Linked DNA regions of Homo sapiens: region 2 is linked to region 1. Evidence: read pairs that join two places in POLR2A ChIA-PET (ENCODE). Cell type or tissue: endothelial cell of umbilical vein. All regions are shown on one strand. Links, peaks and the distances in the headings refer to the core of each region. The heading gives the core; the rest is flanking DNA.

Region 1 (5,389 bases), core at 75-5,074:
GTGACATTTGATCTATTTTTTAAATAAAAAAAAAAATAGAAGTTTTCCAGGTTGAGGTGTAGGTAGAGTGGGGAAGATCAGATATTTTACACAGAAGATACAACACATGTAAAATATAGGAAAGGCATAGCTGGTGTGGGGAATAAAGAGAGAAATTCATTTAAGAGTGTGGTGAGTCGTGTCAGAGAGCTCACCTGGTGAAGCAAAGTGGGTCATATTGAGAAAGGCCTGGTATGGCCCTTCTGATTAAATTTTCTTTTGTTGTTGATTTTGGTTTTTGAGATGGAGTCTTGCTCTGTCTCCCAGGCTGGAGTGCAGTGGTGCAATCTCAGCTCACTGCAACTTCCGCCTACAGGGTTCAAGCAATTCTCCTGCCTCAGCTTCCTGAGTAGCTAGGATTACAGGTGTGTGCCACCACACCCAACTAATTTTTCTATTTTTAGTAGAGACAGGGTTTCACCATGTTGGCCAGGATGATCTTAAAACTCCTGACCTCAGGCCGAGGCCTCCCAGAGTTTTGGGATTACAGGCGTGAGCCACCGAGCCAGGCCAAGTTTGGACTTAATCTTGTATGCAAGGGACAGTCAGCAAAAATTTACAAGCAGGACTGTGACAAAATTACATTTTGCTGTTCTTTAAGAAGAAAACCCAGGAGGATGATTGTGACAGTGGGGAAAAGACAAGTAGTAGGAGGATCAGTTAGCAGACTCTTGAATTAGCCTGGATGAGAAGTAATGAGAGCCTGAGCAAAGAGACGGAAAGTGGGGACATATCTCAGAGGTTAATTCTGAGATACAGTTTTAAGATGGAATCCAGAACATTTGTCAACCCAGTAGCCTGGAAGACTGAAGGAATGGTAAGATCATGAATCTAAGATGGGAAAAGAGGACCAGATTATTTGACAATAAGATGATATCAAGTTTTGTTTTGGATACTGGAATATCCAAGAGAAGATAAGCAGAAGGCATTTGGAGACTTTGATCTGAACCTTAAAAAGGAGAGAAGATATGCTGGAGACTCATTTTTTGGAGGCCGTAAAAAAGGCAAATGGACAGAATATTAAACAAATACTTAAGAAGTGAGGTGAAAAAGGCCAACAGAGATGTTGAATCAGCAAACCAGGAGGGGAACCAGCAAAGTTTCCCCTCCTGGAAGGGAGGAAGGATCAAGTACTTGAGGAATACTGCTGTGTTGTTGATCAAAGTTCTTTTAGTGCTTGGGTCAAATGTTGGCACATGTGATGACAGAGATAGAATAAGAACCAGGTGTCAGCTCTGCTGCTTGGGAAGTTGTCATTGATGGCTGCACCAAAGGTGGTACCATATGTGGTCTCGGGCCCTCCTTTTTGGTTCTTATCAGTCAGGAATCAGAGGGGAGTTAGAACACTCCCCAGATTGGTCTTACTTCTGAGAATGAGAGGCCTCTAGAACCTTGGTACATTACTTATCAAAAGTTGAAAAACATGAGGCATAATCTTTGCATCTTGGTTTAGCTCTAACTTTAAATCATTTTTTCAATTTCTGTGCCTGAATTTTATTTGCCTACTGTGTCTAGTTGAATATAATTTTTTGTTTTCTGATAAGCCGTACTCTGTTAGAGATGTTTTTGAGTGGATACGTTATGTAATTTTATGCTGAAAAACATTTCAAATTTTTCTAATAACTTCCTCCCCAAGGAAACTAAGAATTTTCTCTTTCCTCATCAGACATAAATATACAAGCTGACCTGAAAAAAGATTCTTGTCCAAATGTAATTTGTTTCCACAACATATTTATTCATTTAATTTACATTGGGAGGTATATTAATTATAAATACCCAGTTGTTCAAAAGGAGTCATTTAATTTGCATAGTCCCTTGTGAGCAGTGTTTGGTACCAAAGGATCTGGGCTCAATTTAGATGCTAAGTGGCACTAGGGTGTGGAGGAGTTAGGTAAGAATGCTTCTGGCTGAGTGCCCTGGAAAGATTAATATCCAAATACTGGATCATCTATCTGGATGAAAGCACTGATTGTAGATTCAAAGAGAGTAGAATGGCCTGGTGACCTGGAAATAATAACAGGGGAGAAAAGTTACCATAAAACCAAGCCAAACAAAATCCAGTCCAACAAAACCAGACACATGGTCTGTCCTAGAGAAGGTGGTATTAAAACAGGGCTTACAGCACTCAAAAATTCACTTCCAAGGTTTAGTCTTTGCATTCCCTCATTGCTAATAGCATTTTTATTTTTATTCCTTTTAAGTGTTAAGATCTATGTGATGACTCCTTCCTTCTCTTTTAAAATTAAGTGTTAATCAGCAGTGTAATTGAAGCCTTTCCTGTTTGGCTTATAAATGAAAGTTCTCCCTTGTAAGCATTTAATTAGGCTTTCCTTCAGATCATAATCTCTGTTGTGAAATACAGTGGTAATCATGCGACATCTACTGGCTTGTGTCTACTTAACTATCTGTGTTTAAGTTGTATTTTTCTTACTTGATAATAAGTACCTTGAGAGCAGGAAATGCTAGCTTTCAACCATCTATCCATCCATCTATCCATCCATGCATCCATCCATCCATCCACCCATCCACCCCCTCATCCATTCATTTATTGAACATTTGAGTATCTATATGTGTCAGGCACTATGATGAGCTTAGGGATAAACCAGACACAGTCTTTTCCCTCAAGGAGCTCATAGCCTAGTAAGGGCAGTAGTTCCCAACCAGGGCTGCATATAAGAATCACCTAGGCATCTGGGCTCCACTTCTAGGCAGTCTGTTTATATGGTGCTGAAGTCTGACCTGGGCATTGGTATATATTTTTTGGAACCATCAAGGTTATTCTAGTGGGCAAGAAGATTGAGAATCACTGAGTTAGGCAGCTGGGTCTACAATACATTGTCTTATAATTAAAAAAAAAAAAAAAAGAAAATACAGTCATATACTTTTTTTTTTCTTTTACTCCTAGAACCTAGTACAAGGCACAAGTTCTTATTACTTATTACTATTAGGCTTAATCACCTACTTCAATATCATTAGATATTCTGTATTATAATTAAATTATAGTAATTATTTCATTTGTTAATTGACTTTTTGTCCTAACTCAAAGAGACTTTTGGTGTCTATTATTTTTAAAGAAATAATGAACTTAGTTGTTGCCATATTTAGCTTTATAGTTTTCAGATTCTTGATTTTATTTGATGAAATGTCATTTATCTTTTTATGGATAAAATTTTTCTTGTGACATTAAATGCATTTAATATGTACGCACTCTTACTTTGAAAAATTAGACTTTTTTTCTTTTTAATTTCTAGTTTAGTCAGGTAGTTTTTGTTTTTTTTGTTTTTTGTTTTTTGTTTTTTTGAGACGCACTCTCACTCTGTCACCAGGCTGGAGTGCAGTGGCATGATCTCGGCTCACTGCAACCTCCGCCTCCCGGGTTCAAGTGATTCTCCTGCCTCAGCCTCCCAAATAGCTGTGATTACAGGTATGTGCCACCACGCCCAGCTAAGTTTTGTATTTTTAGTAGAGACAGGGTTTCACTATGTTGGCCAGGATGATCTCGATCTCTTGACCTTGTGATCTGCCTGCCTCGGCCTCCCAAAGTGCTGGGATTACAGGCGTGAGCCACCTCGCTCTGCCAGGTAGTTTATAAATTAATTATGACACAGGTAAATTATCTATTCTAATGTACATTATACATTTAAAATGGTAACTGCAACTTCCATCAAATGGCTATGAAATTAGACAATAAACTTCTGACCTAGGGAGAATTTGAAAGGGTTACTTTGGCAATATCTTGGCATTGGGTTTCTGTTCAATAGGGAACCCGTTGTTGCTCAGACACCCGATGTGGAAATTTTTCTTCTCCCTCAGTTCAAATGAGATAAAGATCCTCCTCTCCTCACAGTGAACATGAGGTAAGAGAGCACATGGGGCAGATTACTGAGTGCACAGATCAGCGAGCCCAACTGTAGTCATACTAAGAGAAGCCAGTTTTGGGTGAATAAGTAATTAGTGGCAGACACTGTGGTGTATTAAACATAGCAATTTCCTTAGAAATACTATTGATAAAAGAGTTCTTATGGTAAAATTTTGGCAGTGTTGGAACAAAAATGTAAAAATCTGCAACTAAGAATTTGGTATGGGAAAATAACATCTTGGCATATACCACATTTTCTGGGCTCCCTTGCAGGTCACAGTGTCCATGTAACTAACTCCTGGTTAAGAGGATATGGATAGAAGGCACATGTTCAACTTCTGGCTTCTGTCCTTGAAAAGTGTGATGATTCCATCCTTTGCTGTCTTCCTTCCCGCTGACTGGAATGTGGACTTGGTAGTGAGCTACCTTGGACTATGTGGATGAAGACAAAGATAAAAGGAACCAAGGACTCTGATGATTCTGTAGAGAAGAGGAACCGTAGCTGCTCAAACGTTCATGTGAAAGAAGAATAAACTATCAGATTTAAGCCACTGCTATTTTGGGTCTTTGTGATAAACAGTGTTTACCATATCCTAATTCACTATTCCTTCCATTTCTAGGTCAACCATGTTGAATTAAATATAGTGCTCTAACTTGCAATTTGGTTTTATGTCTTTTTATCTTTACCCATGCTGTTTTCTGTACCCGAACTGCACTTTCAAATACATTTTTCTCTATCAGCCGGATAAACTACTCATTTTTAAAAACTCAGATTATTACTTTCTCTGGGAAGTCTTCCTTTGATATTTCTATATAGAGAAGATAATCCTTTTATGCTTGCCCCCACTAGATCTCATAGATAATTACAATGATGACTCTATATACACTTTATTGAGCACCTACCACGTGCCATGTACTTTAAATTTACTTTACTTACAATAGGTCATTTAATCTCGCAGTGGTTTTATGGGGTGTGTATGTGTTAAACTCACTTTCTTTTATTTTTGTTTTTAATTTTTTTGAGATGGGGTATCACTCTGTTGCTCCCACTGGAGTGCAGTGGCATGATCATAGCTCACCTCACTGCAGCCTCAACCTCCTGGGCTCAAACAATCAACTCACCCTAGCCTCCTGAGGCTGGGACTACAGGTGCTCACTACCATATCGCAGCTGCTTGAAAAAAAAATCTTTTTCTTTTTGGTAGAGAGGGGGTCTTTGTTCCCCAGGCTGGTCTCAAACTCCAGGCCTCAAGCTATTCTCCCACCTTGACCTACCAAAATGCCGGGATTACAGATATGAGCTACTGTGCTCAGCCCTCAGCCTAAACTCATTTTATAGATGAGAAAATGCAGGCTTGGAAAGGAAGACTAGGCAATTTTCCCCATTTCATAATGTTAGAAGTCCTTGAATCTGAACACGAATTAACCTGGTTCCAATTCCACTTTCTATCCACTATGCCTTTATAGAGTTCACTTCATTTGGCATCACATT
Region 2 (5,389 bases), core at 81-5,080, 120 kb before region 1:
TCAGCGTTTCCAGGTTCCTCTCCAGGCACCGCAGAGTGGTGGCGCTCTCACAAAGGCATGACAGGAAGACAGGGTGTGAGGTTGGAAGGAGAGAGGCTGTAGCTGAGGAAAAGCACAGCCCATGGCATTTTACTGTAATGCCTGAACAAATGCACTTAATGAATATGTGGCAAATGTAGGCTCAGAAGTATCATTTCTTTCCTGTAAATGTAAATGCTCTCCCTCTGAAGTTCCTGTGGGAATGGCTTCTGGATTCTGGGGGTGAGTGTGGGGCCACCCTCCACGAGGCCTCTGCCTACCTGAAAGCATCATTCCATAGACCCTCCCATTGTTCACACACAGTGGACCTAACTCTCCACTTTCACTTTTTCTTCTGTAATAGTTTATAACAGTCAATAGAACTCCCACATTAGCTTTTAGGGTCATCACAGAATACAAAATGTTGAAGATACATATTTTATCTTTTCTATCTTTCTCCTTAGTATCCAGGTACACTAACTCTGATATTCTAACAGAAATTATACAGACACCATGATCACCATCTTGAAAATAAGAAATATCTACTAATAACCAAGAAAGGCACGTTTATAAAATAATACACTTGGACAATTCTACGTAATCTATGCGAGACAACTTTATAGTAGAAAAGTATGCAAATGGGTAAGGTTAAGGTTGATTCTTTGTTGCATCCACATCAGTGGTTCTCAAAGAGGGGTGATTTTGCCCCCCAGGGGACATTTGTCAATGTGGAGACTTTTTGGATGTCACAATTATAGGAATCCTATTAGCATCTAGTGAGTCAAGGTCAGGGAGGCTGCTAAATATTTTATAACGTGTCAGACAGCCTCCCACAACACAGAATTTTCAAGCCCCAAATGTCAATAATGCCAAGTTTGAGAAACTTTAGATGTATCTATCCCACTGTTTCCCTTACAGTCTCTCGCCGAGCAGGTGCTTAGTAAAGTACCACAGAAAAGACATGCACAATTTTAAAGGTCTTCCTGATTAGAAAGATGCATGGAGAACAATTTTTTCCTCTGCTTAAACATTAGAGGGAAAGGGGATTTAAAATTCCTTTGTAAACTTAAAGGTCATCCTGAGCAGAAATAACTATTAAAAGGGATATTTGGAGAAGAGCTCTGGAAAAAAAAAATACCTGGCCGTTGTCTCTTTCTTTCTCTCCTACCCATCCTTCCAATTAAGAATTTCTTGGATAAATAAAATTACTTCCTATAACTGTTAGGAACAGCAGAACCATTTCAATTTTCAGTGAACAATGACAAGCTAAGGGAACAATGACAGCTTGTATAGTCATATTCTCTAACCTCTAAGTTCCTCCTCCTCTTACAAGTTGATTAAATGCTTATAAATGGATACTGAATTAGTGAATAAAAAATAAATGATTTGGTGAAATAATGTGACTGTAGTTGAACCTGCTTTATTATTAGTCGTTTACATATCTATATTTCCCAGTAAGTACTAAACTCCTTGATATAGAAACTTTCATTCTACAAGAACATCTAATGCCCACTAAGTTGTTTCATTTGTAAATTATTTTGTGACTGAGGCAGCAATATGTTTTTGAGTAGATGAAACCTCTACATGAGAAAGATGTATGAAGACTGGGAATAAATGGATGTATAAAGTTTTTTCTTAGCCAATAAATTTATAAGAAAGTTAATGCCATGTGTTTGTTAGTATCAAGAATTGTTACTTAGTCACAAAATACTAGAGCAATAGAAGTAAACAAAATACCATAATTTATATTTTTTGTGCCAAGCCAGTCAGAAAAAACTCCCAGTTTTTCGCTTAAAGTTAATTCTTCAGTCATTATAGTCAGTGTCAATGCTGATAACATGTGTCTTTCAATCCCCTTCTCACAAATATACACATACATAAAGGCACAATATTTATACATGTGACACACAGACACATGTGTTAAAAAGGTAAGTGCTGGGCCTGGCTTCCCCAATACCTGAGTACCCATTGACCAGTGAGCCTCTCTCTCCCTTGTTTTCAAGAGTTATCATTCACCATGCCTTTTTACACCATTGTCTGCCCATAATTTGTCCCTTATCTCCCTGCCCCCAGTACCCCAAATGCACACATTATATCTGAGAGGTTCGGTGAGCAATAGCCTGCTGCAGGATATAGAGCCACTAGTCTTGTGAGAAAGGCCAGTTATTATAATTCCATTCTCTGAGTCTGTTTGGGTTCACAGGCATTGCACTTTTTACCTACTGAGATTTCTAAGAGATTAAAAGAGATAATGTTATACAAACCACTTGGCAAGTCTTTGGTGTTTAATAAGTGCAAATTAGTTCTTTATTGCTGCTCCTCATTCCTCATCAAGGTTCTAAAGGATGTGAGGCCATAAGACCGTGGTCTGCTTCTGTGGACTTAAGCCATCATATTTACCCGCCTAATTACCTTTAATAGAAAAAACATCTTTCATTCCACAATTGGAGCTAAGAGACTTAAAATGCAACTATGACTAGTAGTACCCATACTAAATAATGGGTGAGTTTCACTTGAAAGGTAAAGAACGACGTCACAACATTTTGTCTTTTGTTTGGGAATAAGGATAAGAAATTTAACAGGCCTGGGCCTAGAAGATGGATAAGAGGAAAAGGAAGAAACAAAATGCAAGGCTGGCAAAACCAAAGACTGATTTCTTTCTTTTTTTTTTTTTTTTTTTTTGAGACAGAGTCTCGCTCTGTTGTCCAGGATGGAGTCCAGTGGCACAGTCTCGGCTCACTGCAACCTCCGCTTCCCAGGTTCAAGCGATTCTTGTGCCTCAGCCTCCTGACTAGCTGGGACTACAGGTGTACACCACCACACCCAGCTAATTTTTGTATTTTTAGTAGAGATGGGGTTTCACCATATTGGCCAGGCTGGTCTCGAACTCCTGACCTTGTGATCTGCTAGCCTCGGCCTCCCAAAGTGCTGGGATTACAGACATGAGTCAACGAGCCCGGCCAGATTTCTTTACATCACAACTTTGCTGAGGGCCTGCTCTACTGAGCTTCATCTACTTACAAAAACAAACCAATAAAAAGACTGAGTCCAAAAGTATGTTACACCCTGAGGGGCACACACACATAGTGAGAACTATTTTGTCCAAGCCTTGAATTACTGACTAAATAATAACTTTTATAAAAAACTAAATTACAATTGTTGACTGCGTTTATCTGCAAAATGATTACCAGTCTATGTTTATCATCAGTCAGTCTATGAAACATAGCATATTATGAAATTAAAAGTCTCATATTAACTTAAAGAAAAATATTCTCAAATAAACAAACAGCCTGAACATGGTAAAAGGTATGACCAAATACACCACCAGCATGTCACGTAGCAGTTCATTCCAAGAGGGCCACACATCTGCTCAGGCCAAGGCCCTAGGGTACTTTCAGGCTCTCTATGGAACATGTACACATTTTCTCATTTAATCTCTAAAGGACCTTATGAAGTATATACTATTAATATTTTTGTATTTTATACATTAAGAGACTGAAGTTTAGAAGTATTGGTTAAACCTATTCAAAGCTACACAGCTAATAACAAAGTCTGGATCCAAATTCATAATCTTAAATAATATACTATATAATCCATACACTCAGTCACTTGTTTGGTTTTTCACTAAATCTCCAAAGAGTCAAAATCAACCATTTCTTTCAAAGACTTACTAAAGTTTCAGGAAGTATCCAATTTTTAAAAATATTTAAGATGATCAAGAAATAGTAAGTTTGTTAGCTAATGCTGAAGACATTTCTACTAAATTGAAATGTTAACAAAGTTTTAGTATCTGTCACTTCTATTGCTAGGAGACAAATTTCTATTTAAAAATTTTAATAATCATGTGAACACTTCAGCTTAGGAGCGAAGGCAACCCGTACTCATTTAAAGCAATTCCTTGGAAATCGTAGGAAATCAAAATTTCCAGAATTCAAATAGAAGGAGAGCTACCACAAACTTACTTTGACCTGAGGGTAAGACTTCTTGTTCTTTTCACTAGAGGCACCAGGTAGTCCACCATGGGATGGGCCTTCACATACATAACGGAAACGAAATCCTCTCTGCAAAGGTGAACGTTAAGCCAATTAAGTTTGAGAAATACTTATTAAAAATTACGGCAACAAAGGTACATACAAATTTTTAAATCTTATGTCTACTAAATGAGAGAAGAAAAACATGAAACTGTGAAAGAGGGCTCCGTAAACAAGAATCACTTTTCCCGTAATCTTACTACGAAAAATGGTATTAATTGATATTTGTACACTAAGATATGGCTAAAAAGCCAGGTACCTAAGCCCATGGAACCTCTCATGCTATGCATGTGTGGAGAGTAATCTGCTGAAGAGTTTAGGCTTTAGACTTAACATGTTACGGCTTGTTCTAGTCAGAGCTTCCTTGTCTTAAATTGCTGCTGCCAAGCTCTGAACTGTACCATATTAATAAAAGTTATGCTTCCTTGACTCTTACTTAAAGACATTCCTTTATCTACTCTGATTACAGCTGGTTCAGCAGGGACTACAGACATGTTTATTTAGATATACTGTTTCAGCGTTGTAGAACACACCCTGTGCTAGACCCTGCATCTGTTAAGCTTCTCTCAGCATTTCAGAGGATAAGATTTTTGTTTTTATGATTATTAATATGGTCAAGCTCAAGATTGAATATTAACCTACCAGAATGATTCCAAAACTAGGTAGTTCCCTTAAATACTATCTAACCCAGAAATTTTATAGATATAGTTAATTAATGAAGTTAGCTGGAAGCCTTCACTATATAAACTACTGTGGGCTGATAAACACCTAAGAAGTGTCATATTTTTTCATTTGTACAAAAGGGAAGATTATACCAGACCATCTTTAAGGTCTACTCCAGTTCTAACTTTTTATGATTTATAAAGTTAACTTATTCATATTTGTATACAAAGAATAAAACAAGGATAATTATGACCTCATCATCATATTAAGGGAGGTTTCGCTGTATTTCCTGATTCAACTTTATAATGATGTCAATCAATTTGTGGTAGTGTTAGTAGTTTATAACCACATAGTCGCTTAAGCAGATGATTTTCTTTTTACAGATTCACTTTTTGGTGAAAAGAAAATACGTTAAGATTTTTTAAGGAACATTCTCACCTTTTGTTTCTATTGTGGGACCAACTCTGCATATACAGCACTAGATCATCTGCCCATCAGCTCATCACACCCACTAGCTGCTGGTGGGGGTTCACTCCCTTACTCATTAAATTGTGGAACCCCAGCAAACATGCAGATTTTGACAGCTTTGAGCTCATGAACAAATGTAAAACGTATGCACTACTTAGACTATACTACATTTCATTATGCCAAGTAGGGTCTTGCAGTCTCTGAGCAGT

What was found. ChIA-PET counts read pairs that join two places held together with the same protein. Peaks named below come from ENCODE experiments on the same cell type or tissue, not always from the same donor. Only the 100,000 strongest peaks of a DNase experiment are listed, where the experiment ranks them.
Region 2: POLR2A ChIA-PET joins it to region 1 with 8 read pairs; 7 of 35 experiments call an interaction of 5 or more read pairs at or near these places.

The regions. Positions count from the first base shown.
Region 1 is chr4:102,417,771-102,423,159 of GRCh38, reverse strand. NFKB1-AS1 (NFKB1 antisense RNA 1) reads left to right here. Exons shown (of 5, transcript NR_136202.1): 3 at 3,366-3,463; 4 at 3,801-3,896; 5 at 4,172-4,558. Among named protein-coding and RNA genes, the nearest start is that of SLC39A8, 75 kb to the right of the region's middle. In endothelial cell of umbilical vein, for the core only: no CTCF peak of the experiment used is centred there; a DNase peak (open chromatin) is centred at 2,419.
Region 2 is chr4:102,536,548-102,541,936 of GRCh38, reverse strand. NFKB1 (nuclear factor kappa B subunit 1) reads right to left here. Exons shown (of 24, transcript NM_003998.4): 5 at 3,981-4,079. Among named protein-coding and RNA genes, the nearest start is that of NFKB1-AS1, 37 kb to the right of the region's middle. In endothelial cell of umbilical vein, for the core only: no CTCF peak of the experiment used is centred there; no DNase peak of the experiment used is centred there.